Linked DNA regions of Homo sapiens: region 1 is linked to region 2. A link is a loop called in an ENCODE intact Hi-C map of the cell type or tissue named here. Cell type or tissue: heart right ventricle. All regions are shown on one strand. Each heading gives the region's core, and the rest is flanking DNA. Links, peaks and the distances in the headings are about the cores only.

The links. Hi-C counts contacts between places; a loop is a spot of excess contacts. Peaks named below come from ENCODE experiments on the same cell type or tissue, not always from the same donor. Only the 100,000 strongest peaks of a DNase experiment are listed, where the experiment ranks them.
Region 1: it touches region 2 in a loop (9-fold over the local background); 2 of 110 quality-filtered maps call a loop at or near these places.

The regions. Positions count from the first base shown.
Region 1 is chr3:19,710,754-19,726,956 of GRCh38, reverse strand. LOC105376984 (a long non-coding RNA gene) reads right to left here. Exons shown (of 3, transcript XR_940643.1): 2 at 3,918-4,044. Among named protein-coding and RNA genes, the nearest start is that of EFHB, 220 kb to the left of the region's middle. In heart right ventricle, for the core only: no CTCF peak of the experiment used is centred there; no DNase peak of the experiment used is centred there.
Region 2 is chr3:19,801,488-19,817,690 of GRCh38, reverse strand. No RefSeq gene overlaps it. Among named protein-coding and RNA genes, the nearest start is that of EFHB, 120 kb to the left of the region's middle. RefSeq lists an enhancer at 1-6. In heart right ventricle, for the core only: no CTCF peak of the experiment used is centred there; no DNase peak of the experiment used is centred there; H3K27ac peaks cover 1,696 bases.

The sequences.
Region 1 (16,203 bases), core at 3,810-11,809, 90 kb after region 2:
GAAGGTTTGATTGTCTTCCCAGGAATATGGAAACAAACATTGGTGTTAAACTGTTTTTGCAATTTATAAGTCACCACATCAATATATTCAATTTGGATCATCTTATCTTTTCCATGATGAGTCATGGAATGCAGAAACTTTAATAACAAAAGCTTTAAGGACTCAGGAAGGACAAGGTGGCTGTTTTGATTTTCCATGAGTCTATGCTTACCATTGGACTTACGTCCTCTCGAATACCAATTGTTTCTTCAGTTTAGGTGCATAGCACTAATAACTAATGGGTTATTATAGGTATTTGACTTAGATCATGGAGTTCAAATTGTATATCCAAACAATTTCATTATTGGCTGGTTTAACATGAAACTCTGGCAAAGTATTTTCTTGGTATTTAATTAATTTTTTTGTTCTACTTGGGTTAGCAATTTTATACAAGGAAATTTGGCTATTTCTGTGGTATACAATACCTTAACATAGCAACCGTAATTATTATTGATAGCATATACTTAGACATATTAGAATTTTAGAAATCCTATACAATTTTGGAATATATATTAATATTCACTAAAATATAGCCTGAAGATTAAACATTATCTTTATTTTGACAATGCTTCCCATTTAACTTAACATGTTAAATAATTCTATTTACCTCTCTTTTGAATGCTTCAAGGACCCTCTGTAGCATTTCAAAGTTAGAGGTCAGAAAAGACTATTTTGAAGCTGAAATTTGATTTTGGGAAGCCTACTAAGTATGTTAAAGGTTTAAAACACTTGATATTATGAACTAGAATTCCAGATTATATAAATCATTCATTTAGCCAAAATGATGACTCAAAAATTTTTAAAAAGGCAAAAACCTTTGCTCATTGATAAAGAGAAAACTTAGCTTTCCAAACAATCTGTCTTTTGTCTTTCCCTTCTTTTTTTTTGGTACTGTATTTAAAAGGCAAACAAAAAATTTTCATTATCTTTTAATATTACACAAAAATCTTGTTCAAGAGAGAAAGCCAAATTTACCCCTTACATTAGTAAACTATTAATGTCAACCCCAATTTTTAATAAAACCTCATAGACAAATATATCCAATCTTAATCAGTTTGACTGTAAGGCAAGATTTTTATAAACCTTTTATAACTCTTTACAAATTTTTGTTAAAGAGCAGATTATTACTTTAAGAAATCCCTGTTGTGGTTTTATTTCTATGTTCAACTTATGGAAAAACTGAATAATACCCCTTTAAATTTAGTCAATATTTTCACACATAGATATTTCTTTTACAAGGTTAATTTTTACAAACCTTCCACAACCTGTTTAGACCTTTAGTTTTTTCCTATCTCACTTAAAACAATCCTTTTAACCCTCTAAACTTAGGCAAAAAAATTCACGTTCCTATGACTTTTAATAATCTTTTACCAAAAACACATTTCACTTTCTTTATATACTTCACATGTAAAACTGTTTTTTCAGTAGTTTCAAATACATGTTACACTGTTAAGCCTTAGCAACTTTTGCTTTTGGTGAAAAACCTTGGTAAGTTCAGGATTTTAATTAGATAGTAGGTGTGGAGCCTAGGACCCAGACAAAAATGCAAATAAGGTCTGACTCTTTCTAGCATCTCACTCCACGTGTCCCAGGCCTTACCTAACTGTAAAGCAAGCAAGTTGTACCATTAAGAGTCACAGTGGCATTTTACAAAGTATTTAGGAGGCCTAATCACCTTTAAATTGTACAACATTTCTTGCATACATTCCCTTTCATGAATTCTTTCATGGCTTACGTAGACCACCTACGGCATGCTTAGATTCTCTGACTTGTCCTAAACATCCTTTTTTTAAACAACCAGTCATTTTACTTTAGCTTAGGATGAGAATTTACCATACAAGATCCTTTCTTGTATAAAATCTCTTTTATTTAATACTTTTGCATAGCTAGGGGGCATGGCTAATTTCACATGTCCTCATGTCTTATCTAGAATTTAATGCTCCAAAAAGTAATTGAACAATTTTTAAAAGTCAAAGAAGCAGTTTATGACCTTAAAGCATTTAGCAAACTTAATATCTGACCTGCATAATTTAGACCAAATGTTTACACTTTTGAAGAAATTTTTATTTTACCAATAATCTTTAAAACTGTCTTGATTTCCCAAAGATTATTTAAGTCACATGAACTAAAAAAAGGCATTACACTTTTTACTTTTCTGACAAAATATTTAAGCTTTTATTTTTAAACCAATTAAAGCTCTTTCATATATAAACATCACACATATAATATATATAAATACATAGACAGCAAAAGATAAAGGACTCATTTTCCAAGCTGGGAATTGAACCCTGAACCTGAGCAACCTTTTCTCTTGTGAAAAGAGAAAGCATGGTCATGTGGTCACAAGGTCAAGCTCCCAAGGACACACAAGACAAGAGGGAAACCTCATCCAGTTTTTTTTTTCAGGGACCTGCAGCAAAGTTTATAACTAACCAGTTTGCTGGATCATCTTGAACAGTGGGCTTACAGGTATTCTAAGCCCATGTTCTATCCTAAGGTATACCCTTCTCCATTATAGGACACAGAAAGACACACAAAGCACACTACATTCACTACAGCTTAAGATTAGCCTCGTGAGTCCTTTTTCCCATTAATCAAAACTCTACAAAGGAGATAAACAGGGATTTTTACCATTCATTTAACCAGTTCACACACAGAGAGAGAGAGAGGCCAGAAGTCTGACTGGTAAGAAATTCTTACCCTCTTGCCAGCATGCCAGGCTTCTGGATTTCCTTTCCCTGAGTGGCCCTTGTGACCCAGCTCACTGCACTGTAGCCCTGGGGGCTAAGCCACAACACAAAAGAAAATTATCTTTTTCTGTTCCGGCCAGAGTAAAATACAAGTGACAAAACATAGACATTAACCACTCTGCTTAACATCCAATATTGAACTGGCAAGGCTTAAATTTGCCCTTAGATAGGCTCCATCATTTTTAGTCCAACCTCCAAATAGGAGTTTCATTATGTGGTCTCTGGGCAAGATGGCCGCTCTGAGTGGTAGAAAAGATCAGAGAGGGAAAAGAGAGAGGGAAAAGCATTGCCTATGGCAGGGTGTTGAAGGCAAAGAGCTCATGGAGGCCAGAGAAAGATCCACCCACTCATTACAGCAACACTGAAAATTTCAGGTAGCCGCTTGTCAGTAACGAAGGGACCTTTTCCAGCAGTCCCATCAGCTCTCAAGTTTCCCCTTTTGGGGAGGAAAAAGCTCCCCATGTCCCATGGTCCCTTATACATGCCTAATCCTGTCACCCATAGCTGTCAGCAAAGTGTGCAAGGCAGATTATTGCAAAGAGAATAGCAGTTAACATCCCATAGTGCCAAACTGTGTTCTTAGCTGAAAGGGACTTTACTGAGAGCCCTCATTTTAAAATGCGCTTCAAGGTGTTGTTTATTTGGAATGCTCCACAGTAAGTTATCTTTAGTAAGATTTTGCCATTTCTGTAAGACTTTGCTGCCTCCAGGCCTAATGTATAAGCCACAAGGAACTCAGTTTTCCAGAAATAAGGATCCCTCTGTCTTAAAATAATGACTTTACTCTCAGGTTCTCTTGATAAACTTTGCCAATGATCTTTTTTTTTCCTACCTAAGTGCACAAGAAAAATGAAATAAACACAAAAATCCCTGTGAATTTTCAAAAGCCAACTTTTATAACCCCTGCAATATTACTGCTTACTCTCAGTTCATTTCTGACCCAGTCAGATGTAAGAGGCCTCTACTTGGATCCAAGCCCATTAATTCCTGGATCAAATCCATTCCTGGACCCAGTCCAGTTTCTGTCATGACTTCCAAACCCAGTTTGGGTCAGGAATTTGCTCAAAGAAACTTGGGGAATCTCAAAACACAAATTCGTGGAGCACCAAAATCTGAAAGGGAGCTTACCCAAGATCCTGAGCCACTCTGGGAAATCCTTGGACACAAGTGGTCCTGCACCCGGTACCTTGTGTGTTCATTCAGCACTTCTGGGGGTCATGGGAAGCTCTACTTGAGATCCCACTTCTGGCACCATCTGATAAAAAACCAAAAACTTTAGCCAAATTACATTTAAAGGAGTTTAACTGAGCAATGAATGATTCATGAATCGAGCAGCCCCCAGAATCACACAGATTCATAGAGACTCCAGTGCAGCCACATGGTGGAAGAAGATTTATAGACACAAAAAAGGGAAATGACATATAGAAATCAGAAGTGAGGTACAGAATGGCTGGATTGGATACAGCTCAGCATTTGCCTTATTTGAACACAGTTTGAACACTCAGTAGTGTATGAATGGTTGAAGTATGGCCACTAGGATTGGCCAAGTCTTAGCTATTGTTACAGATGCATACTCCAAAGTTAGGTTTTCAATCTTGTCTACCTATTAAGGTAGGTTGCAGTTTGTCCACAAGGACTCAAATATAGAAGTATGGAGTCCTTCTCAGGCCATATTTAGTTCACTTTAACAGGTATATAGCTAGGAGTGAAATTGTTGGGTTATTTGGTAACTATATTTAATCTTTTGAAAAACTGCCAAACTTTTTCATAGTGGTTGCACCATTTTACATTCTTACCAGCAGTGTATGTTAGCACTTCTGTTGTACTTTCACCTGATAAAAGCATCAGCTTACCCTATCTCTACATCCAATCATTTATCAAGCTATCTAGCCCCTCACAATATAGGGTTTCTTTGATGTGTGTTAAAAATTCGCAGCCAGGCACAGGGGCTCACGCCTATAATCCCAGCACTCTGGGAGGCTGAGGTGGGCAGATCACGAGGCCAGGAGATCGAGACCATCCTGGCCAACATGGTGAAACCCTGTTTCTACTAAAAATACAAAAATTAGCCAGGCGTGATGGTGCATGCCTGCAGTCCCAGCTACTCAGGAGGCTGAAGCAGGAGAATTGCTTGAACCCGGGAGGGGAAGGCTGCAGTGAGCCGAGATTGCACCACTGCAGTCCAGCCTGGGAGACAGAGTGAGACTCTGTCTCAAAAAAAAAAAATTCCTTTCCATCCTCACTGCCACTCATTACTTTACAACTTCACAATAATAGCCTTAGTTGGTCTTCCTGTATCTGGTATCTCCTACTTTCTTTACATCCTCTGTTGTTACTCCAGAGTAATTTTTGTATGATAAAAAATTTTTCACACTTTATCCTTCCTTAAAATCCCTTAACACCCACCTTCCCTTCCCCAGTTGTCTACCCAATGTACATCAACTCTTCTGGTTCCAGCCTGCATCTCCAAGCTCACCTCCTGCAGTTCTGTCTCTGGCATACTGTGCACTAGCTATCACAAAACACTTGCTGATTCCTGTAACCACATGCTTTCTCAGACCTTGAGGACTTTGTCCAAACTGCCTCTTTTGCCTGGCTTGCCTTTCTCTCCTTTTGTCATTGATTCAACTCTTGTTTATCATTGGAGGCTTCAGCTCAAGAGCCTTTCTTTTTTCCTTTGAAGACTTTCTTTCTCAATAGCTCCAGGGAGAGGCAGTGCCTAGTTACCCCTGAATATTATTGTTGCACACATCCCATCATATGACACTTTGACTCTCTCTTGGACTATAAGACATTTTTCCAAGAGCAGAAGACTTAATAATCATCTGGTTGTCCTTTCTCTTTTGAAATATGGGACAACTAAGGCAGGGAAGGCACTTGTTCAAGGTCATTGCATAAATCTTTGTTCAACACCGCTGCTTCCTTCAAACCTAACTCACAGAAACTAAAAAGTTATTGTTTATCTTTTTCCTGGATTAAGAAAAAAAATCATTCCTTTAGTGGTGTTGATGGGTCCAGAGTAGTGGATAGGAATAAAGACCTATTATTTACTCTGATATTTAGGTTAGTTGGCTTCTTGGAAATACATTTAACCATAGAAGTCAAAGTTCTAAAATTGACTTTAAAACAGCTTATTGGCAGATTCTTAGTTTGCTGGGGTTTGACTGAAAGCATATTCAATGATACGCCTTTTCCGTTAAACATCCTAATGATATTTTCACTGAGTGATCAATGCCCATAGTTATAGAGATACCAAGCAAAAAATGTTCCTGCAAAAAATAAACTTACTTTCTCTCTCTCTTTCTTTTCCTTCCTTCTTTCCTTCCGTCCTTCCTTCCTTCCCTCCCTCCCTCCTTCCTTCCCTCCTTCCTTCGTTCCTTCATCTTTTAAAGGGTCTTGCTCAGTCTGTCACCCAGGCTGGAGTGCAGTGGCATGATCATGGTCACTGTAGCCTCGACCTCCTGGGCTCAAGCAATCCTCCCACCTTCACCTCCTAAAGTTCTGGGATTACAGGTGTGATCCATAGTGCCCAGCCAAAAATACACTTTCAAAATTAGATATTAACCAGTAGTTATACTGAACAATATTGTTGGGTTTATTTTACATTACTAGATATTTCCCTCTAGTTTTATTCACATCAAATATAATACAGGAAATAATGTAGTGGTTCTAGAAGGATATGTAAACAGTTTCTCTCTTGAGGTAGATTAAAATGCCTTTGAAAATCTGTCTAAGCTGTTTTCTAAGGCAGTGGAAATAGACTTATAAGCAGTTATTATAGATTGAATAGGTTTGTAAAGTCCTAAAACGTAGGCTGCATTTTGAGGCCACTTTCTGAGGGAGAATGGCAAAGGCTATAGAATCAGGAAGAAGAGCTGTTAGAGTAATAGATTTCTTCTAAGCAGTCCAGATATACGGTGATACTTTTGGTCTCATTTCATGTCTTTGTGTAGACATCATGTGGTGAGTTTTTATTTCAGTTCTAGAATATTGTTGTGGACATCAGTAGTTTTTACTGTATCTATCTTTTTTCCCCTTATTTATCTAACTCAGGCCTGGCTCTCATCTAATTTGTCAATAGCTTGCTGAATTTGGTTTCTGACTTGTCCAAGACAACCTATCATCTGACATCAAATGGATTCTGGATTCTACACAGTTCTGGTTATATCACTCCTTTTATTTGTGCCTTTATCGAGCAGCTACCATTTGCCAGGCATTGCCTAGGCACCACGGCACAGAGAGTTAAGATTGGTTTTGTGCATTCTTCCCAGGAGGGCAGACATTGCACAATGCACTGTACACTTGATGCACAAGGGGTGTTGTTAGTCACATCAATTGGAGAAAGAAAAGGTGAGCTTTTTAAGAACAGGAGACTGCATGTGTAAAGACCCTGATTTAGAAGAGCCTAACTGAAGTGTGGCAATCATGGGGGAAAGTAGAAGGAAATAAAGATGAAGATGAATATGGTCCAAATTGTGTAGGGCTTTGCAAACCATTTTAAGGAGTTGGAATTTCGCTTCATGTGTAATGGGGAAGCCAGTGAAGGGTTTCAAGCAAGGCAACAATGTGCTCAGGTTGACATTATAAAAAAAATCTTTGTTTCTGTGTTGAGAATGAATTGGAGAGGGGCAAAAGCTGAAGCAGAAGACCAGTTAGGAGACTATTATACCCATTTAAGTGAGATACCACATTGGCTTGGGCAAGTATGGGTTCAGTTAAAATGAGAGAAATAGAAAAATTCAAGAGATGTTTACAAGTTTGATTCTAGAGAATGTTATGATTGGATATAGAAGATAAGGGAGAAAGAAAAGTAATGATGGATCATAATTATTAATCTGGAAGAACTGGGTGGATGAAGATGGAATTAATCTGACATAGGGAACAATTGGGACAAATAATGAGTTCAACTTTACATGGTTAGCTGAAAGGTATCTGTGAGCTTTCCATATGGAGATGTTCTTAGGCAGTTGCATGTATGGGTGTGAACTCAGACAAGCTGGGCTGGAGATGTAGATTTGGGTAATCTAAGTTGTCTAGTGCCATAGGAATAGAGGTCATCTAGAGAAGACTGTGTAGAATGAGATGAGAAGAGGATAAAAAGTTAGCCATGAGTGATGCCAAAAGTCTTGAGTGGCTTCCAAAAGCCTACAGAATGCAAATCCAAATATTTATCTTGGCATTTAAAGACATCCATTTTCTTGCGGTTTTTCAGTTTCAAATTCTATTACTATTCCTCAACTTACCTTGTATTCTAAACACACCTAACTGTGCTATTATCCATGTTGTTTTTCAATCTGAATTCTCTTTTTTTTTTCTCTGTTTATTAACATTTTTATCTTTCAAGGCTTGAAACAAGTGCCATTATACTATGAAACCTCTCTGGATTCCAGAGTAGATATCCACTAAATGTGTAATGAATAAATGAAGGAACAGGGTATAGTAAACGCATTTGATTTACTACAATAAGAAGGAAACTATCATTTATTCAGTATCTAGTAAGTGTCAAGAATTGTGTTGAGCCCGTTACCTACAGAGTTTTGTTTGACCCTCACAACAATCTGTAAAACAGATGTTTTTCCATTGTTCCCATTTTACACACAAGGAAAGTGCCTGTGGCATTTCCATGACATCACAATGTTTTTTAAAGTAGTTATTTCTCCCATTTGCATAAGCATCAAAAAACATCTGAGTCAAGAAGTAATCCCAAACTCAGTAAGTCACTAAAAAATTAATGTTCACTAAGTCACCAGAAAATTAACGTCCTTTTTTTCTTTTCCCTTAGGTAAGATTTTATCCTATTATATTTTAATGGTAATAATTACTTTTTTCTTGTTAATGGTTTCTCCATCCTGCTTCCTTGACAACAGGTTGAACTTCACTCTCAGATTAAATCCTCCAATTTGGTAAATGACCTCTTGTTTTTCATGCCCAATGACCAATTTAGTTCAATTTAATAAACATTTATGCACCAAATACTACATGTAAGGTACTCTGCTGGATGTTGGAAGAAAATGCAAAGATGAGTAAGACACGCCACCTACCTCCAAGGGTTCTACAATCTCACAGTGGAGTTAATTTAGAAAAACAAATATGTGCAATACAAAATGGTCTCATTTATTTATTCAGCATACTATTTGTTACCTACTGTGTACCAAATGTGGTAGCCTCTAGGGTTAGATTAATGCAATATTATTATTATAATATAATAATATTATTATGTATTATTATTATAATATAATAATATTATTATGTATTATTATTATAATAATATTATTATGTAATATTATTATATATCAATGCCCTGCCTTGATATATAAAGGCATTCTCTGCAAGGAAAAGTAAAATGATAACTCTAAAGTAACAGAGAACACTCTGAATAACAACCTCAAATCAATAAACATTTCAAGATAGGCCCAAGTCAGTATCTAGAATAATGATATTGCCCTTGCTTTGTGTTGCTGCATCTTTCCTCTAGTTACACAGAGAAACATATGGAATATGTTGGAATGAACTGCAGGAATTATGTACTTTGTAAGAATAAAGAGTAGAAAATATTTTAGAATTTCAATACAGAGTGGTTGTCATCTACTGTAATGCTTCACAAAATGTAAATGTGTGAGAAATCACTTATGGATCTTGCTAAATGAGGTCTCTGATTCCATATTTTTGAGGTGGGGCTTAAGAATCCACATTCCAAGTTCCTGGTCTGGAGATTATACTTGGTATAATAAAGATCAAGTGTATGCAAATTTTATGATTGGCTTAGTGTTTAAGAATTATTATTATTCATTTTAAAGGTGAGAAAATTTGGAGAGAGTCAAAGAAAATATGAATGAATATTCTCAAAGAAAACTAACTCACTCTGAGTGGCTGGTGTCCCTTTCTGGAAGTATTTTCTGTCTGGTTTGGGAGAGGGGGTGATTTATAGGGCCCTGGCCTTAATAGGGCCCTCAGTCTAGGGTCTGTGGCAGTAGCACTTGGTGATGGGGTTTCTAAATCAGTAAAGGGGCACTATGGAACTGTATTATTGAGCCTAAATTGGGAGCAATAGGCAAAGTATGGGTCAGAATGGAGAGTCAATATATATTCTGGCAAAGAGCAGGAGAAAAGAAGATAAAAGAGGGAGGAATTTCCTGAACTCAAAGCTGCAGGGAGGGCCTTTCTTTTCTATTTTCCATGACCTCAAGATGGGACAAGCCCAGAGAACTCAAAGTTATAGTCCAGGAACTGAAAGAAACTATATTTTCTCCTTGTGCTTTGTGTGCCTCTTCTAGATACAGAAGAAAGAGAACATTCCATGTTCTCACTTGAGAATGCTGTCCTTAGTACCGAAGATAGGAAGCTTATAACACTGGGAAAGAACGGAGTCAAAATGTCTGAGTTTGAATCTAGACCTTCCAATTTACTATTCATAGGGCATTACACAAATTATTTACTTCTGAATCAGTTTTCTTATATGCAAAATGAAGGAAACAATAGTGCCAACTCCATAGAGTTCCAGTGATGATTAAAGAAAGTGGTACACATAAAAGATTTTTAACATTATTCTTGGAAGACTGTAAATATTAGCATTTATTATTATCACCAGTCACTTGGATTGGGCCTTAGCAACACACGGTTTCTATTGGCAATTACCTATGCCCATTTAACAACCTCTATTGATAACAGCAGGCACTGCTCTAGACATCGTGGGTATAATGATGAATACAAGAAGTTCCTTCTCTCAAATTACTCTCTGTTTTGCAGTAGAAATGGGATCATGTACAATAAATTTTAATATGACATAGCTGATTGTGTTCTAAGGTATAAAGTAAGAGTATGGGGGGACTGCATCATGTTCTTTTCCACCAAATTATGGGTTTGGGTGAAGGAAGTGTGTAAAGTGGGAACTTGCCCCCACTGAGCAAAAAACCTGTAAGGTTCAGACTTGCTAGGACAGAAGGGTAAATGAGTGAAAGAATGCCCTGTTCACGCTGTGCATGAAGTCATAGCCTCATCATCAAAGGATATTCTCTTTTCTTTAAGGTTTGGAATTATATATGCGTTTCTCCCAAACTTGATACAGAAAGAGATTTATAAGAAGCTTTAATTTGGGTTGAATGGCTTATTCTTAAACCCAAAAGGCTGGGTAAGTAATTGGATTGATCTGTGAATGTGTGTCCTTGAGATCCAAGTAAAATTTGGGGAGGGGACCTGAGTAGTGGATTCCGTTAATTCAGTTTATTTATTAAATAAATTATTTTCTGTTTTAAAAAGACATTGAGGAATATTTTAGGCAAAATTTTCTTACATGATGTCAATGAATCATAAGAACATTTCTTATGTTTAGAAGTTTTTTTTCAAGGCCAGGTGTGGTCGACCTGCGTGTAATCATAGCACTTGGGAGGCGGAGGTGGGATGAACGCTTGAGGCCAGGAGTAAGAGACCAGCCTAGGCAACATAGTGAGACCCCATCTCTACAAAAAATGAAAAATTAGCCAGGATTAGAGGCACGTATCTGTATTCCCAGCTTCTTGGAAGGCTGAGGTGGGGGAATCGCTTAAGCCCAGGAGGTTGAGGCTGCAGTGAACTATGAGCAAGAGTGAGACCCTGCCTCTAAGAACGACAATAAATCAAGTGACAAAAAAAAAAGAAGGTTTTTTTTTTTGGTTGTTGTTTTTCTTTTTTTTTTTTTCATTTCAAAAGGAAGGAGGGGTCATAGGGTAGATTCAAAACCTTTCAGAAAAAAGAAAATAATTTACTGAATGAACATTATTATAATTAAATAATGGAAATTTTATAAAAGAAAAATTCTCTTCAACAAATGATCTTTATTTTCAATAATTTCTATCATTTCTATCACTTTTGCCCATTTATATGGTGTCATTTATGTGGTTTTAACTGTAGAATAGGATATAATTTCTTTCTTTCTCTATAGTATCTTGGAAAGGTATAATATCTTGCCAAGTAATACGTTCAAAGATCTCATATCATGTAGATTCAATTTATGAATTTGTCAAATGCTTTGGTTTTGTGAAGAGATCTATCCTTATCCATAAAGAGTACAATTGAACTGTATTTAGTAGATAAACGTATGTTCAATTTGTTATCTATTCGAGCAAGCCTAGGCTCCTAAAAGTAACAGTAGTTTGACTGATATTTACCAGATTTTGATTTCTACTTGTTGAGTCTTATTTGAAATTCACATCAATCAGAAAGAAAAGTTGTACATGATCCATATATTTTACTTTTTTGTTGCTTTCTTAAGCTGTCATTCACTAAATGATAGAACAAAAGCAATGTTGCTAGGTGAAGCCTTGGTGAAAAGCCCATGTTCTTGGAGAAGAGCTGTGGGTGAAATAAAGGTGTAGAAGAATTACTACTACGTTGATGGTACTGTGATCAGTATAAGAACCCTGGAGTTTGAATGATCAGGGTTCAAAACCTGCCTCTGCTACTTGCAAATTGCATGATTTTAAACAAATTAGATCGATCCTCTGAATATTTTTTTTAATGTAAATATCGGCCATTTTTAGTATTATTTCTTACAGAGTGAAAAGTTGGCATTTAACATTCTTAAGACACAGTCTCTCATCAAGGTCCAGAGAATAAGTTCTGAAGTCATACTGCCTCAATTGCTGTATGAATTTGCATTGATTTCTTAATTTCTATTCACTTCAATTTCCATATCAATAAATGGGGATAATAATGTTATACACTTCATTTCATCCTTATAAGGGTTAAGTGAAATAATTCATGTAAAAGAATTTAGTATAATACTCAGCCTTTAGTAGAAACTCAATAAATATTTTAGTTTTCTAGTAGTGTGATGTAATTTTAACCACTTTATTCTTGAAAGGCTCTAATTACTTGGCTTCCCTAAGAGGAAACCCTCCTGTGCCTCCTACAACCCTAGTGACCAATTCTTTTTCAATTTCTTTCAAGGAATCCCATCTTTTACTCTGTAAATGTTGGTCGTTCCTAGCAGTCTGTCTTTGGGCTGCCTCTTATTACTATATGTATTACATACAATCTCCTTTTATCACTTTATTCATGAGCTATACTCCAATTAAACAAGAATCTATAACTTTTATGCCTGAGTTTTTCTGCAGGCTTTAGTCTTATACATATCCAACTGCCTTACCCAAATCTTCTCCTGGATATTTGAGCCAACATATTATTGGCTTCAATTTTTCACCCTTGTCTGCTTCCACACCCGTGCCATAGTCTCTTTGTGGGTAAAAGGTATTTTGACTTTGAATTTGGCCATGTGCCTTGCTTTGGCTATTGGAATATGGAGGGAAGTGATAGTATACCAGTTTTGAGCCTAGGCCTTAAGAGGCTTTGTGTGTTTCTGCCTGCTCTCTCCCACGTCTGCTATATTTATGGAAAAAAAAACCCAAACATGTCTTGAATAGCTCATTGGTTCAAGGAAAATGAATAAAACATAGAACAGAACCTTCCCATCCAACCATCCAACCCAAGACTTGTGGTGAGAAGCAGACCCACTCATTAATTCTAAATCAGAGTTGCCCATCTCAACCCAGCCTGGATCAGCCAAACTCCAGTCAGTCCACAGGTATGTGAATGACGATAAGTAATCTTTTTTTAACTACGGAGTTTTAGCATTGTTTATTTTGCATCAATAGCTAGCCAATATAATGTTTTACAGCATCTAAAACTTAACTTGCCTGAAATTAAACTCCCTTTCTACCACCCACCATAAACCTGTTCCTTTGTCCTGTATTTCTTTTAATGGTTGATGGAGTCACCACTCATCACTCAGCCAGACATTAGGATATCATTCTTGACTTTAACATCTTCCTTACTCTCTACATCCCACAAATCTCCAAATACAGTCAATTTCATTTTCTAACTAGTTCTAAAGCCTGTTTTTTTTCTTTTAAATACCCATCTTCAATGTCACCGTCAGGGTTTGTGGTGTAATAGTTATTTACCTGGGCTACTGGTCTAATGGGTCTTCCTGCTTCCATTATGACTGATCTGTGGTCCTCCACATGGTAACCAGAGTGACAGAAAATTTACCGTGTTATTTTGCTGTTTCAAATCTTTCTCTGGCCCTCAACATCAACAGGAGATGTCTGAGGTGCTTAGCATGACTCCAGACTTTATCATCTAGTGTTCATCTACCTATCCAAATTCATTTCACACTTTCCTCCCATTATGTTTATTATCTATTTATTTAAAACTATGTTAATTTCTCTCAAATATAGCATGGAGCTGCCTACTTGTGTGCCTTTGTAAATTATGTGGCCCTTAGAATGCTCTTCCTTCCCTTCTCCATAGGACAATCCCCTGTTCATCCTTTAAAATACGTCTTAGGTATCAACTCCTTTTGGAAGCTTTGCTGATCGCCTTAGACTGAGTTAATCATCTCTTCTGTTACTTGAAAATGTTTACCACTAAACTTATCACACTGAATTACGATTTTAATTGTCTATCTCTTCCACAAAACTCTGAGTACCATCTGGGCAAGGTCAGTGCCTATAATTTGTAGTTTTTAGCACAGAGCTTAATGTGTAAGAGAATAGACAGTCAGTACACATTTTCTTGGCTAAACAAATAGTGTTGTGGAAACGATGTCACTTTATTCAACTCTAGGGAGATAAGGAGGGCTGACAAGATGGATCAGGCAGCTCCCCATGAGTGCCACATCCAGAGCCAGAAACAACACTCCCTGCCCCAGAGGCCGGCTGTGTGCAATCAGGATGGTTGTGAATGTGGAGCAGGCTTTTGGAAAGGAGTAGGGTATGAGGCGACTTAGAGAAGAAGGAAGCCTGGGTGGTGACGGGTGTGATCTCTTTCCGTTATTCCTCAAGCTTTAAAAGCCCAAGCTAAACTTCCAAAAGCATGAGTGTGACTGGATTTTTTTGGTGTTAACTACTAAAGGGACAAGTTGCATCTACTCTACAAGAAAAGATCTTATTAGGATGTCACTCCCAGATGAAGGAGCTAAGGTTTTGAAGTAGAGTTGGGAGTCACAGGAGTTTTGGAGTGTGTATTAAGATTTGCATAGGCTGTGAAAGAGCTGTTTCAAGCCTCTAAACTGAAATCTCTGAGGTGCAAATAGGCTCAAGTCAGATCTAGATTACAATGTTTTTCTCATAGAGTTGATAGTTAGAGAAAATATTCCAAAGTATCTAGCACAGGGCATGACATTTAGTACTTATCAGTAAAAGTAAGTTTTCTTTCTTCCTAAACTTTCTTTCAGAGGAAAGAAAAAGAAAAACCACTTTAGTTTCCTCTTTAACTATCTCAATATAAACCTAATTTATCTACCTAGGTTTTTTATGGTTTAATTTCTGTTAAAATGTAAATGACCTGTTTATAGGGCGATATCTTAAATGTAACAATACAAATTGACAATTTACTATTTAACAAGTTCTTGAAAATAAAAATGAAGAGGAGAACTACTGTTGAAATGCTTGCTGACAGGTGTAGTTGACATATCTTGTACCCTTCCTCACACCCCCTGGGCACACAATTTACCCCAGCTGTTCCTGGAGTGACCAGCCTTGTGCCAGTGTAACCTTACCTCAGCAGAATTTTCTGACTCTGTTTGTTAACTGTGAAGCTGTGGGAGTTCACCTAGTATTTGCATAAGGATAATCTGCAAATGCACTGGTGTTAGCATCCCTGGGGTAACTCTTGATCAATGGGCATAGTAGCCAGGGAATAAATGTCTCCTGTCCCTGAGGTGTTCAATTCTGAGGCATATTCCACATGGCTTTTCAGAATATCTCAGCAGGACTGAGGCCTAGGTGCCCACAGCAGTGACCAAGCCAAGACTGCACACTTACATTGACTTTCTCTCCTTTTCTGTTTCACTCTCACTGGGTCTTCTTCAATTCTGTTGCTTAGAATCACTTCCCAAAATAACTACCTGTCTCAGACTGCTTTTTGAGAGAAAACTCAGGTTAAGAAAATAAACAAGCCCCTATAGTTTCCCAACTCATAAATAACCAGTTAAATTTTTGTGCCTTTTCTTAATTTTTAATTATGCATGCATTCATGCATGTATATACATGCAGACTCACATGTATAATTCCGTTCTGGAACTCTCCACCCACTTTTCACCCATTGAAAGTCTCCTCAGCCCTCAAAATCAGCTCTTTCAGAAGCTTTTTGATGAGTTTCTCTAATTTTTCATGTTGGATATTTTAAGACACATTATATTTTGCTTTGTAATACAGTTTTATTTTTGTTTATAGGTACTTATTTTCCCAATTATATTATAAACTTCTAGTCTAGAGGACAGAGTTCATATCCAATTAGTCTTTGAAATATCGTATTACCTGACCAAAGTAGTAAATTAATATTCAATAATTGAAGAAATACACAATACCGCCTATGCTTGTTTAACACCTTCATCACACTATTATTTCTTCCACATAATTATTTTATTACATACTTT
Region 2 (16,203 bases), core at 4,846-12,845:
TCAGCTGGAATCCCTTGGCAGGCATAAGGAAATTCAAAGGACAGGGAAGTTGTGTGTGCTGGAAAGAGAGGCTGATAACAAAAATGGTAATATTGAAAAGATAAATATGGTAGGCTACACCAGTGGATGGAGGTAGAAAGAAGGGAAACCAAGGTAATGGCATTCAAAAAATAATTAGCTTTAGTTCTAGAGATTGCATGGCAACTCTTATTTTCAAACTTTTGAAGAACAGGGTAACAGTCACCTCTTTGAAATTTTATGTGATACACAGCTTGGATTCAAGAAAGTAATCATTCCAGGCCTCGATCCCCTGAGGCCTTCTGAGGAGATACCAGGCTAACTAGGATTCAGTCTTTTCTTCCTCTCAGTCTTTAGTTCTGGCATTTTTCATCAACATATGTGTCCTTTGGGTATTCTAACCACGAACATTAAAAAAAAGTTTTTATTGTGGAAAATTTCAAGTGTACACCAAAGTAAAGAGAATTGCCTAGTGAACCCCATGTACCAGCTTCACGTGGTTTCAACAATCATCAGCATTTGTTAGTCTTGTTTCCTTATTCCCACGTAATGCTCTTCTCACCTCCTTTTTAAGCTAAAATATTTTGAAGCAAATCCAAGACAGGATGTCATTTTACCTGTAAATATTTCAGTAAAACAATGGCCATCTTGACTTAATAAACATAGATATAGAAATTGGAATAAAAATATATTTAAGTTCTACTGTGTTCAGAACTCTGTGCTAAGCACTTTGCCTGTGTTATGTCGTCCTTTCACCATCCAGTGAGCCAGGCTTAATTGTTCTCACTTTTCTAATGGGGAAACTGAAGCCCCAAGAGGTCCAGTAAATTGCCAAAGATCACATAACTAGGAAGTGATGCAACTGGGATTCAAATTTGCTTTCACTCTCAAGAGCTTGTGCCCTTAACCATTGTATACAAATGCCTCAGCAGTACAACATACCTGTCTTCTGAAAACAGGCCCACAAGGAACACTCTTGCATAGGTGAAAGAATGACTTTGCATAACACAATTTATTCTATTGCTTAGTGTCCTTAAATAAATCTCTTCTTGACTGAGAATTGTTGAGCAGAAAGAATACTGGGTTTGGAGTCAAATGGCTTTAGGTTGGGCACGTTGTTTCATCACGTTATGGAGGCGAGACTTCGGGCAAGTTACCCAGGTTCTGAGTCTCAGTTTTCTCATCAATTACTGTGAAGATTAAATGAGATACTAGAAGTCCTAGAACAGTTCACTGTATGTAGACTGGAATCAAGTATATGTTGGTACTCTCCCTCTACTTTTCCTTTCATCTATTCCCTACACTTCACTGTGAGTGTGCTTTTCCCTCGCCTCCTATGACCTTTCCTCCATCCTATGTTGTGAGGACTATATTTATATTCATATGTCCTAAATTTCCTCATTTAGCATGATTTTGGCTTAATTTCCACTCCTTCATTAGTTTCCAAACACATTTTGAAACGGCTGAGACTGGCTATTACCTTGTGTTAATTTTACACATTCTTCTCATTGCATTTTTAAATGTAAGCTGCCTAAAACACTTTCAGGAAGTCAGCAGGGTACAAATGACCAGTCTCATTATTTATTGCCACATTCTGTAAAGGATTATAAGGTAGTATGTGCTGCTTAAGCCATGGCACATATTTGTCATCATTGTGTTGTCAATTTCAATTAAGCTGAGGTTATCTGACGAATAGATTGGGTTGGCCAGGGGAGGGGAGGGTCATATAGGCTGATGGTTGTTTTGTCAGCCTGGCATATTCTTCAAACCAATTTACAAGGCTGCTTTAATTACCTTGGCAGCTTTCCTTGGAACCCTCTCCAAGTTCCTCACATTAAAAAGTTTTCTCATCAGCACAACCAAAATTATCAATGATTAAAATGTCATAAACCTCCCAGCTCTCTGCTTGGCTCATGATATGGATGAATGCTAAGGTTTTATTGTCTGAGATGTCAAGCTGATTCTCTGGTTGCCATTGGAAACAGTTTAAATCTCTTAAAAACATGAAATAAGCTCTTCAGGTCAATACAGCGTATTCATATTGTGACTACTGAATTAATAAAATTAGATTAATGAATCTTTTTAAAGAGTTACAGGGGCTTTTTGTTGGAAATTGATGCATTATTAGTTGGCACTGGGAAACTTACATAAAGAGATTAGACATCCATGTATGTTGCATGACTCAAACACATGTAGAGTTAAGTGTAATTTTGACTTTGTTGAGATTTAGGGAATATACATAAAAATGAGTACATGTGCACTGATACATACACATACACAAATGCACACACATACACAGACACACATTTACAGATGTTCCTCACACTCAAGAATAGCCATAGGAAAATTGTAATTTTATTAATTTAATTTATTTATTTAACATTTTTTAAAAAAAATAGAGGCAAGGTCTCCTTATGTTGCCCAGGCTGGTTTTGAACTCTTGGGCTCAAGTGATCCTCCCTCCTTGACCTCCCAAACTGGTGGGATTACAGGCATGAGCCATCACTCCCAGCCGGAAAAGTGTGGTTTTAGAGTCTGAGGGAAGATCTAAAGTGGGCATGGTAGTGGCCTTGGAATTACAGGACAGAGGTATAGATATAATAAAGGAGAAATGGGGAAATTTCTATAATTTCATGTGAGGCAAAGCAAAATGGGAATGGGGCAAGGCTGGCATGGGAAATGTTGACAGGAGGAGGAAACAAGCCTGCTGGCTTGTTCGGGCTCCAAGGCAGTGTTTCCTGCCTGGCCATCATTCCCTGGCTTTCTAAAAGACCCAGAGAGATGAGCCTCAGAGTGTGGTAGAGATAAGGGAGTAGGGAAAAAGATAGTGCATCAGTTAACTATTGCTGTGTTACTAACCTCTCCAAAGTTCAGTGTCTTAAAACAACACCCACTGATTATTCACAATTCTGTGGGTCAGGAAATCTGGGTAGGACCCAGCAGAGTTAGCTTGGCTCCCCATATTGACTGAGCTCACTCATGCAGCACTGTTCATCTGAGGGTTGGGAGAGGCTGTACATCTAAGATGGTCTCACATACTGGGGTGTGGTGTTCCCTTCTATCCTCTGGGTTGCTTTAATCCATCTCCACCTGGCATTTCTATTCATGCAATCCTTCTTTCTATTAGGATAGCTTAGGATAGCCCAGAGTTGTTGTTGTTGTTGTTGTTTTTTGTTTGTTTGTTTGTTTGTTTTTGAGACAAACTCATGCTCTGACACCTAGGCTGGAGTGTAGTGGTGCAATCACAGTGCACTGAAGCCTTGACCTTCTCGGATCAAGCGATCCTCCCTCCTTAGCCTCCCCAGTAGCTGAGACTACATGGACATGCCTGGCTAACTGAAATTTTTTTTTTTTTTGGTAGAGATGGAGTCTCACCATGTTGCCCAGTCTAGAGTTCTTTACTTGTGGATTGGGGCAGTAAGCAAGCAGAAGAGGAGTTGCCAGTTATTTTTTTTTTCCTCCCCGAGACGGAGTCTTGTTCTGTCACCCAAGCTGGAGTGCAGTGGCGTGATCTCGGCTCACTGCAACCTCTGCCTCCCGAGTTCAAGCAATTCTCCTGCCTCAGCCTCCTGAGTAGCTGGGATTACAGGTGTCTGCCACCATGCCCAGCTAATTTTTATATTTTTTGGTAGAGACAGGGTTTCACCATGTTGGCAAGCTGGTCTCGAACTCCTGACCTTGTGAACTGCCCGCCTCGGCCTCCCAAAATGCTGGGATTACAGGCGTGAGCCACCGTGCCTGGCTTGTTGCCAGGTTTCTTAAGGCCTAGGCCTGAAACTGGCACAGTGTCATTTTTGCTGTGTTCCATTGGTGAAAGCCAGTCACAGTGCCAGCCCAGATTTAAGGGAAAGGAAAAAGACTTCACTTCTGGATAGGAGATATGGCATGCGGCTACAGAAATTATGGGTGGTCATCTTTGCAGATAATTTTCCACAGATGGCTGCCCAAATACATTACAGTAAATGTCTGGTGTCTTTGGCTCTTGGTAGGGAGCAATGGCAAACTTTTCAAATCTCACAGTGGTAGATGGTGATATTCTGATTCAGTTTTCTTTTGTTGGGAAGGTGGTCTAGGAGGAAGAGCACTGGTTTTGACTTTAGCTCTGGATTCTGGTCCTTAATTAGCCATTCATAAGTTGTATGCCCATGGACCCACTTCATACTCTGTGAACATTACTTTCCTAATCTCTAGTTGGTAATAAATGTTACCTGTCTCCTAGGGTTGTGTTAAGATGTACTGAAATTACTTACACAGTATCTAGACCAGTGTTTAGTCAAAATAAACCCTCCGTAATACTAATCTCCTTCCCTCCACATCTGATCCAGGAGAGGCATAACTGACTGCTCATAAGGAAGGTGACCATATAGTTTATCTAACCCAGGACACTTTTGGAGTGCTATGAATAATTATGGAGGTGCTAATAATAATTATGCCAGACAAGAGATGTAAGCCAGGAGTGTCCCAGGTAAACTGGGTCCTCCTGGTCATAAGTAACTGCTGGATTGGGGCAAGGATAGGGCAGTAGTGGTTGTCTTCAGTGAGAACTTGGCAAGGTCTATTTGTATTAAATATGTTCTATATTAAATGCCTCATAAAACAGACAAGAAACCTCACAAGAGGAAATCAGAACTCAGAGTAACTGCAGAACAATGGTGGCTCACGACTGTAATCCCAGCACTTTGGAGGCTGAGATGGGTGGATCACTTGAAGTCTGGAGTTTGAGACCAGCCTGGCGACCATGGTGAAACCTCATCTCTACTAAAAACACAAAAATTTGCTGGGCGCAGTGGCACATGCTTATAATCCCAGCTACTCGGGAGGCTGAGGCAGGAGAATCGCTTGAACCTGGGAGGCAGAGCTTGCAGTGAGCCAAGATCGCGCCACTGCACTCCAGCCTGGGTGACAGAGTGAGACTCCATCTAAAAAAAAAAAAGAAATCGTTTGCCTTCTATTACTCTGAGTTTCTTTGTCAGCAAAGATGTATCTTGTGACAAATTTATCTTCTGTGTGAGGGTTACAAAAAACTTACAAGAAAATCCACTTGAAATCACCCTCTACCCCCTTCCTACTCCCCACTATTTCTCTTTCTGGATCCCCTTTCAGTCTCTGCATTACTAAATGTATAATTCCAAGAAAGAATAATTGAGAGTAAGGCCATGAGAATTCATGTTGTCAGTCTGGTACAATGGGAATGAAGCAGCAAAGAGAAAAAATTCCACCCCGTACAGAACCACTTAAAACATGGTTGGTAAAGAAAAAAATCAGACCCATGATGTTAATAGGGAATTGTTTTGCTTTGAGAAGTCTGTAGGAATGATAGGATCTTGTGAGTCCATAATAGAGATGTAGACATGACAAGCAGAAGAATAAAATAAGTTGGAACTGAATAAAAATGATCATGATTGCATGTTATCATGATTTTATGTCCAGATGGTTATAATGTTAAATATTGATGCAGGATTTTTTGCCCCTTAGTTCAGCTAGGTCTGGGTTCTTGTCACAACACCAGGAAAAAGTAGGCACATGGACCCTCAAAGAATGAGTGGAATAGAATTTATTAAGTGAAAGGAAAGCTCTCAGCAAAGAGAGGGGTCCTGATAGCAGGCTCCTGGTTGTCTCCTTCACAGTTGAATACCAGGGGTTTTATATAAAAACTGATGGGGCTGGGTATAAGGCGTGAATTCCTGGTGGCTCCACTCCCTCCCCACAGTGCACATGAGGTCCCTTAGTCTGCTGTGGGGATGTTCAGGCAAGCCCCATGTGCAAGTTCCCTTATCTGCACAAAACATCTGGTGCAAGCACTTGTGGGGTGGGTTGGAGATTCTCCGAGGGCACTTCCCTTACTGTCTGACTAAAGCAAGCTGGCTAACTCCTTTCAATATTAGTTCCATATCTCTCGACTATAATTCATATCAAGTGTTAATGTCTTTTTGTACTTGTACAAAACAAAATGGGCTCAATCCTAGATTAATTTCTGCAGTGCTGTTTTCCAAATTTAAGAAAAACAAGAAAAATATAATTCCCTTGGTAATGGACATAGAAATTATATATTAAGGTCCCACTGTGTGTTAGGCTGTCACCAGTGCATCCTCACACATAGTAAACTATGTTTTTATGATGCAGTCTAAAAAGTAATCAATTTATTCATCTCGTTTATGAACAACACAAAAGTTTTGGCATATTAAACATCCCTCCAACATCCCCTCATTATTGTTTTCTCCCATGTTATTGGTGCCCAATATTTTGATTCCACATTGCTTTTAAATATAAATTATTTACACTTTTTGCAGTTAATTGTAATAATGATAATAGTGATTTATATTTAAGAATATAGTTTGCTGATTTTCTTTACTCCTTACTTCTGGGTTTATTTTTCTTCCTATCCAAGTATATGTAGCTTTCAGTATTTTGTTTGGCATAGGTCTGTGGATTCAAATTTTTTTAGTTTCAGGTAGGTTGGAAATGTTTTTATTTTTCCTCTCAGTCTCAAAGGATGTTTTGGCTTGGTATAGAATCCTAGGCTGAGAGCTACTTTTCATCAAGTGTTTTAGAGATTTTTATTGTTTCTGGCCTTTATTCAGTGATGTGCTGGTAAATGTTTTCTGGAGGCTGGAGAAAGAACTCTGGTTTGTAGCATTTATCAATTTCTATGGTATAAATACTCCCACCATAGCTGATTTTAAACTACTGACATTTTAATGACTGGTTCACAAAATTCCTGGAAATTTCTCAGTTGGCTCTTGTGAGTTGGTGCAGGCTGGCTCCAGTATGCCACAACATTTATTTATTGTTGCTGATTCATTGATGTTAGTCTGTTCATCTTTCTACTTTAGGTAATAGTCTTTCTTCCTGGTAGCTTGTCAGGCTTTCTTTTACTATTGATGTTTTGTAGCCTTAAAATGATGTTTAGGTGTGGGTTTACTTTTATTTATACCACTTGGGACCCAGTGTGCCTTCTTCATCTAAGGACCCAAGTCTTTCGTCAGCTCTTCAAAAATCCCAGCATAGGCTAGTTGTGACGGCTGACACCTGTAATCCCAGAACTTTGGGAGGCCGAGGCAGGAGAATTGCTTGAGCTCAGGAGTTTGAGACCAGCCTGGGCAACATAGCAAGAACACATCTCTACTAAAATTTTAAAAAGTTTAGCCCTGCATGGTGGTGCATGCCTGTAGTCACAGATACTTGGGAGGCTGAGGTAGGAGGATGACTTGAGCTGGAAAGATGAGGCTGCAGTCAGGTACGATCATTCTACTATCCTCTAAACCGGGTGACAGAGAGAGACCCTGTCTAAAAAATCCCCAAATCCCAACATAATGAAACAGTCATTGCCCCTTCCCTCTTCTTTCCCTCAGGAGTTCTGATTTGATGTAATTTGGAGTATCTAAGTCTAGCCTCTGTGACTTTTGTTCATATTTTCTATATATTATTCTTATGTGTTTATTTTGGATTTTCATTCAGTTTATTCTTTAAAATTTACTAATTCTCTTTTCACTTTTGATGAATTTACTATTTAACATGCTTACTAAATTTTTTATTTTAATGATTATACTTCTCATTTTGAGATTTTATAATCTACTACTTTTTAAAAAAATCTGTATTTCCTTCATAAATTACTGTTCTTATGATCTGAAAGCTTTTAATTATACTTATTTTAAAGTCACTTCCAGATTTCTCAATTAACTCTGCTCGTCTAGTTTGACTTCCACTTTTTAGGTCTGTGGATTATCTCTTGGCTATGGAATAAAATAGTTAATATTTATTGAGTGTTCATTGTGGACTTTATGTGTATTAACTCTCTTAATCTTCTCACAAAGGTGGATGCTATCATCCTCATTCTGTAGTAAAGAATACTGAAATGTTGAGAAGTTGAGTAACTTGTATAAGATCTTGTATAAGTAACTTGTATGGGAGAGGCAAAACCAAGAATAAGTCAAGATTCAGAGTGTCCACTCATAATCACGATTGAAGACAGGCTCCCACGTGTCTTTTTTTCTTAATGATCTTTCTATTGAAGCATGAACATACATATATAAAAGTGCAAAAATTGTAATGGAAGAGCTTGGTGAATTTTCACAAAATAAACTCAACCACATGCAGACCGAAAAACCAAACAACATGCTTCCAGCATCCTGGAAACTCCCTGTGTATATTTTTCAGGTGTTTTCAGCCTTGGATTCACTTATTAATCCTAGTAATTTGTCTCTAGATTATCTGAGAATAATTGCAGTTTCTCTTTTTAAAATTCTGAGCCCTCCCCCCACCTTTTTTTTTTTAACTCTGTCTTATGGCTAGGGACTCCTGTACTAATGTTGGATAAAAGTAATTCTTGCAGGCACCCTTGTCTCATTCCCCAATCTAAGGAAAAATGTTTTAACATTTCATCATTAAATATGTGGCCTCTTGTGAATTTTGGGTGAATACTGTTGGGGCTCAGAAAACAATATCCTGAAATGTGCCACTTTGTACTTTACACTGAGAACACTGGGGGAGCAGCAAATGAAGGGAAGGCCTTTTTTCTGAACTTTGCCTATCTACCTAAAGTCCAGATCCTCCAAAAGACATTCAACTGTTGTGAATCTCTTCCCCAGATGTCTCACTAACCATGGGAAATTGATGCATATCGCAGGAAGGAAGGTGACACCACACCCAGAGCCCAGAAGAGCGTTGTCCCAGGCTATTGTTTATACTTTGGGCTCATTCATCTCCCCTAAAAAATCATTTACTCTTCCTCTAAAATTGCCTACATCCCTCACTTTCCTCTCCCCTGTAGAGAGAGTATTTAAGCTTCAGCTATCTGGTGCTTCTTTGAGTTTCTATACTTTGTGTGACTCCGTGTGCTTACATATTAATACATTTATATGCTTTTTCTTTTATTAATCTGTCTATTATCAGTTTGTTTTATGGACTCAAATTCTTGAATATTCAGGGTATGAAAGAACACCTTTTATGAATCTCGACAACACTCTCAAATTAAGGAATTTCATTCCTATTCCCTGTTAGGTAAAAGTTTTATCATTAATGGGTTCTATTACATGTCTGTTACTGCTGTAAGAAATTAATACTGATTTAGTGGATTAAGCCAACACAAACTTATCATCCTACAATTCTTTAGGTAAAAAGCCTGACACGGGTCTCATGGACTGAAAATCAAGGTTTTGACAGAGATATATTCCATCTGGAGGCTCTAGGAGAGAATCTGTGTCTTTTTTCCAGCTTTTACAGGTCACTAATATTCTTTGGCTTGTTGCCTGTCTCCTCCATCTTCAGAGCCAGCAATGTTCAATCTCTCACCATTCTCCCATAGTCACATCTCTCTCTAACTACAGTCAGGAAAGGTTCTTATTTTAATCAGCCACATAATTAGGTTACCACATGATTAGGCTGGATAATCCAGGGTGCTCTCCCCATCTCAAGGCCGTTAACTTATTTGCATCTGCAAAGTCCCTTTTGTCATGTCAGGTTTTGGAGATTAGGATGCGAATATATTTGTGGGGGCATTATTCTACCTGTCATATGGATGTTGCATTTTTTTTACATTTATAAGCTGATAAACTAATTTTCTCCTTTATTCTGTTATGTAGTGAATTACATTGACTGATTATTACATATTAGACCAGGCTAGCTTACTATTCCAGTTTTGTTAGAATAAATGAAAACTTGGTAGTTATATGTTATCTATTTTCTATTATTGTATTTGATTTGGTAATACTTTATTTAGGATTTTTATATCTATATTATGTGAGAGATAGCCAGTAATTTTCCCGTCTTAAAATTTCTTTGCCAGGTTTTTTAGTATTAAGATTTGCAGAACTCAAAAAAATGATTTGGAAAATGTTATTTTTTTCCCTAGAATATGGGTGAGTTTTGTAAAATTATTGCTATTTCTTTTTTAAATGTTTAGAAGAATTCACTAGTAAAGATATCTGGGCCTGGAAGTTTTTTTTTTTTTTTTTAGTTTCAACTTTTTTAGATTTAGAGGGTACATGTGCAGGTTTGTTATATTGGTATATTGTGTGATGCTGAGGTTTGGGGTACAATTGATCCTGTCACCCAGGAAGTGAGGCTAGTACCCAATAGTTAGTTTTTCAATCCTTTCCCTACTCCCTCTTTCTCTTCTCTAGTAGTCCCCAGTGTCTATTGTTGACATCTTTATGTCCAGGAGTACCCAATATCTAGCTCCCACTTAAAAGGGATAACATACAGTATTTGGTTTTCTGTTCTTGCATTAATATGCATAGGTTAATGGCCTCCAGCTGCATCCATGTTGGTGCAAAGGACATAATTTTTTTTATGGCCATGTAGTATTCTGTAATATATATGTACCACATTTTCTTTATCCAGTCTACCACTGAGGGACGCCTAGGTTGATTCCATGTTGCTGCTATTGTGAATAGTGCTGTGATGAACATATGAGTGCATGTGTCTTTTTGGTAGAATGGTTTATTTTCTTTTGGATATATACCCAGTAATGAGATTGCAGGCTTGAACAATAGTTCTAAGTTTTTTGAGAAAAATTTAAACTGCTTTCCACAGTGGTTGAACTAATTTACATTCCCACCAACAATGTATAAATGTTCCCTTTTCTCTGAAGCTTTGCCAGCATTTGTTATGTTTTGATTTTTTAATAATAGCATTCTGACTGGTCAGAGATGTTGTCTCGTTGTAGTTTTGATTCACATTTCTCTGAAGATCAGTGATGTGGAATACTTTTTCATATGTTTGTTGGTTGCCTGTATGTCTTCTTCTTTTTTTTTTTTTTTGAGACGGAGTCTCACTCTGTTGCCCAGGCTGGAGTGCAGTGGCACGATCTCAGCTCACTGCAACCTCTCTCTTCTGGATTCAATTGATTCTCCTGCCTCAGCCTCTGGAGTGGCTGAGACTACAGGCGCTCACCACCACGCCCGGCAAATTTTTTCTATTTTAGTAGAGATGGGGTTTCACCATGTTTCCCAGGCTGGTCTCGAACTCCTGAGCTCTGGCAATACGCCCACCTCAGCCTCCTAAACTGCTAGGATTACTGGCATGAGCCACCATGCCTGGCCTTGCTTGCTTTTTAATGGGGTGATTTGTTTTCTTCTTGTTGAATTGTTTATATTCCTTATAGATTCTGGATAGTAGACCTTTGACGAATGAATACTTAGTGAATATTTTCTCCCATTCTGTAGGTTGTCTGTTTACTCTGTTGATGGTTTCTTTTGCTGTGCAGAAGCTCTTTAGTTTAATTAGGTCCCACTTATCAATTTTTGTTTTGTTACAGTTGCTTTTAAGGGCTTAGTTATAATTTTTTTTCCCAAGGCTGGTGTTCAAAATGGTATTTCCTAAGTTTTCTTCTAGAATTCTTATAGTTTGAGGTCTTACATTTAAATCTGTAGTTTATCTTGAGTTAACTTTTATACATGGTGAAAGGTAAGGGTCCAGTTTCATCCTTTGGCGTATGGCTAGGCAGTTACCCCAGCACCTATTGAATAGAAAGTCCTTTCCCCATTGCTTATTTTTGTCAGCCTTCTCCAAGATCACATGGCTGTAGGAATGCAGCTTCATTTCTGGGTTCTCTATGCTGTTCCATTGGTCTATGGTCAATTTTTTTTTATGGTATAGGTTGAAGTCAGGTAATGTGATGCCTCTGGCTTTGTTCTTTTTGCTTCAGATTGCTTTGGCTTTTCAGGCTCTTTTTTGGTTCCATATGAATTTAAATTTTTTTTCTAATTCTGTGAAAAATTGCAATGGTAGTTTGAAAGGAATAGCATTGAATCTGTAGATTGCATTGGACAGTGTGGCCATTTTTAACAATGTTGATTCTTCTAATCCATGAGCATGGAATGTTTTTCTATTTGTTTGTGTCATCTATGATTTCTTTTAGCATTATTTTGTAATTCTTGCAGATATCTTTCTCCTCCTTGGTTAGAGGAGGAGAAAATACCTAGGCATATTCCTAGGTATTTTTTTGTGTGGCTATTGTAAATGGGATTGCATTCTGGATTTGGCTTTCAGCTTGAATGTATAGAAATCCTACTGATTTTTGTTCATTTATTTTGCATTTTGAAACTTTACTGAAGTTGTTTATCAGTCCCAGGAACCATTTGGTGGAGTCTTTAGAGTTTTCTAGGTGCAGAATCGTATTGTCAGTGGAGGTAGTTTGACATTTTCTTTTCCTATTTGCATGCCTTTCTTTCTCTCGCCTGATTGCTCTGGCAAGGACGTCCAATGCTATGTTGAATAGGAGTGGAGAGTCGGCATCCTTGTCTTGTTCTAGTTCTCAAGGGGAATACTTCCAGCTTTTCTGTGTTCAGTATGATGGCGGCTGTGGGTTTGTCATAGCTGGCTTTTATTATTTTGAAGTTTCTTTCTTCGATGCCTAGTTTTGTTGAGGGTTCTTACCATGAATGAATGTTGCATTTTATCGAGGCTTTTTCCATGTCTATTGAGATGATCATATGGTTTTTGTTTTAAATTCTGTTTAAGCGGTGAATCACATTTTTTGATCCATGTATGTTGAACCAACCTTACATCCCAGAAATCCCAGAAATGAAGCCTATTTGATTAATGTGAATTAACTTTTTGCTGTGCTGCTAGATTTAGTTTGCTAGTATTTTGTTGAGGTTTTTGCATCTATATTTATCAGGGATATTAGCCTGAAGTTTTCTTTTTTCATTGTGTCTTTGCCAGGTTTTGGTATCAGGGTGATGGTGCTGGATTCACCTTTGGTTAAGGACCATTGCTGGTGAGCTAGTGTGAACCTTTGGTGGTGTCACTACATTCGATTTTTTATTACGCCAAAATTCTTGCATTGGTTCCTTCTCATCTGGAGACACAGGCACTTCTAATTCTTGAATCTATTTTCTTATGGATAGAATTTTTTCTTTTTCTTTCTTTCCCTATAATAATATTAGTTTGTAAAATTTCCCTTTCCCTCTCCCCTCCTCCCTCCTCCTCCCTCCTCCTCCCTCCTCCCCCTTCCCCCTTCCTAGGAGGGTGTGACTGTAGAGAATGCTGAGTAGGGTCCTTTGATTTTGTTACTACAGCACTATGCACTTCTGTTCACAGGTTTTATATTGGGCTGTGTGATTGGACCTACAAGCCAGTGGATGGTGCTTAGAGGTCAGAGCTTATAGGTCAATTTGTTTGGTATATACTTGACCCTTGTTTCCTGGGAGAAGCTCTCTGTTGCTTCAGGCAATGGGCTGATCCAAGGAGGGAACAGTGGTCTGAACTCCCTGCTCAGTCCCAGGGGTTGGTTGGGAGCAAGACAGGCAGGGCTGGACTGGGCAGGCTCACCTACAGGTCCCCCAGTTGCAGGCACAAGCACTAGCACTGAAGGAGAATCTAATGGGCAGCCACCAAGCACCCAGAGGTGTGCCTAGGCATGGAGCTGGGAATCATCCTCAGCTGGAAGTTCTCGGCGCAGGTGGTGTGGGTTGAGGAGATGCAGGCAGTGTGGTTTGGGGAGGCTAAACTCTTAATCCAGGAGAGTCAGAGCTCCAGATGCCTGGAGATATGCTTGGGTGTGGAGGGTAGAGGGCTCTGCTGAACCACAATCTCTGCACAGAGAGGATGGGGCAGATGACGCTGCTGATCCAAGTGAGTGGGGGCTTCAATTGCATAGACATCTGCCTGGGCATGGATCAGAGATGGGCCCCCCTGCACCTAGATCTTTGCACAGGAAGGGTGGGGTGGTCAGGCTGCCAATCCTGGTGAGCAGGTGCTCCAGATGCCTGGAGATCTGCCTGGGTGTGGAGCGGAGAGTGCTCTCCTCCAGCAGGATCGCTGCATAGGAAGGGCAGGGTGACTCAGGCTGCTAGTCTATGTAAGTGGATGCTCCTGATGTTTGCAGATCTGCCTGGTTGTGGAGTGGAGAGGACTCCACTGCACAATGATCTATGCACAGGAAGGGTGGGATGGCTCAGGTTGCTCATCCAAGCATGTGGGTGTTCTAAATGCCTGGAGTTCTGCCTGGGGGTGGAGTGGAGAGGGCCCTGCTGCACCACAATCTCAGGCGAGTAGGTTGAGGCACCCAGCAATGACACATAGAGACCAGTTCCAGGTCACCAAACTGGCCCAGGCTGCAATTCTTATCACCTAGGAGAAATCACAGCTGTGGCGGATATCCTGCCCCAAGTCTTCCATGGGGGAGAGCACAATTCCAGTGCCTACTGCTGAGGGGGCTTTCCACAATTCTGGTTATAGAGGCCCCTACTCTATTCCAGGGCAGGTGCTCATCTCCAGCTCAAGACTAAAATGCCTGTGCAGCCATGGGGCCTAGTCACCAAAGAATGGCTGGTTTGTATGCACTCAGATTAAAAACGGTGTCCTGTTCTCTGTCCTGGGACTGGGAAAATGTCTGCAGTTTTTCCCACTATTTTTCCCTCATAACATCTCCAAGACTCTCCCCAAGTTAACTACAGGGCTTGGAAGAAACAAAGTGCTCTCTCTCAGCTTTGGACCCCCAGTGGAAAGGTGAGTCACAGAGGGAGAGTCTCTTCCTCTCTCGTATACTGGGGCTTCATTCACTTTTATCAGTTGGATACCTGTCATGGCAGCTGTTTGCCTGTGTTCTCTTTCCTATGATCTGGGGTGTCCTTTGTGATTTTGGTGCATTCCCGTTTTCCTTCTTGCATGAAAGCTCACATAGTTGATTCTTATGTGTGATCTTGCTACTTTCAAGGCACTGAGTCGTGCTAAAAGCCCCTAATCCACCATCTTGGGAAAACTGGAGATTTCTTTTGGGAAGGTTTTTATAATCAGATTAATTTCTTTTATAGATATAGGCTATTCGAATATTGTATTTCTTCCTATGTCAATTTTTTAAATTGTGTTTTTCTAGGAACTTTATTACTTCATTAAAAATTAAAAATTTATTTGGTTCGATTTGTTTATGATAGCCTCTTCAGTTTTTAAAGTCCGTGTGTTTCATTCCTGACTACCGTAATTTGCACTTTCACATTTTCCTTTATTAATTTCCCCAGAGGCTTATCACTTTCACTGATCTTTTCAAAGAACTAACCAAGGTTTGACTTTGTTTATTTTTTCTAATGTACATATGTTTTCTATTTCCTTTATTTTGGTTCTTATATCAACTATTTCTTTTCTTCTATTTTCAGTTTGATTTTCTGCTCTCTCCCCCTTTTTTAACTATATGAGACGGATACTTAAGTAGTTGACTTTCTTCTTTTCTAAGTTATGCATTTGTAACTGAAGCTTTTTCTCTCAACAAAAAATTACCTGAATTCTATATGTTTTTACATGTCATACTGAGACAGCCAGGTGGCAGATGGGAGGGGGTCCCTGGAGAAACTCCAACCAGCCTGCCCACTGCGGTGGAGCCTAGGGAAGTTCACACCGTTTGCAATGGGGAGGAGCCTGGCCCCTCCTCTTCCTGTGTGGAACCTGGGATTCAATCAGCTGGGCGGGAAGTGCTCTAGCGGAGAGACTCAGGCCTTGTGATAATCCCTGTTTCCTCCTTTTTTTCCCTTTTCACCCAATAGAACCCTGCTTTACTCACCCTTTAAACCATCTGCAAGCCTAAATTTTCGTGGCTGTGGGATGGGCAAAAACCCTGTCTTTAGCTGAACTAAGGAAAAGCCCTGAAACAATATTTTCATTATCATTTGGTTAAATATGTTTTATAATTTCTATTATATATATTTTTTATTCATGTGTTATTTAGGATAATATTTAATTTACAAATATTTTGAGATTTTTTCTTTGTTATTTATTTATAGATTAATTTTATAAATAGATCCTGATTGATATCAATCCTTTGTCATTTGCTGAGAGTTGCTTTATGAACTAGCCTATTGTTTATTGGAGTAATTATTCCATTTTACTGAAACATTCCACTTATGTTTGAGTGCAGCGTTTGTTCTAGCTACATTTTGCTGAATAACATCAACAACTTTAGTGATTTAAAACATTTATTTTGAATGCAAATCTGAAATTTAGGAAGAGTTCAGTAGGGACAATTTGTCTCTTCTCCACATGGTATCAGCTGGAATGGCTTAAAGGCTGGAAGCTAGTATACGTCATTCATGAAATTTGTTCCTTTTATCTAAGTAGTTGAATTTATTGACAAAAATTTATCTATGTGTTTTCTTTATTAACCTTTTAATATCAGTGTGACTGTAGTAATGTACCCTGTTTAATTCCTGAAATTATTTTTGTGTCTCCTCTTTTTGTTGGTCTAACTGA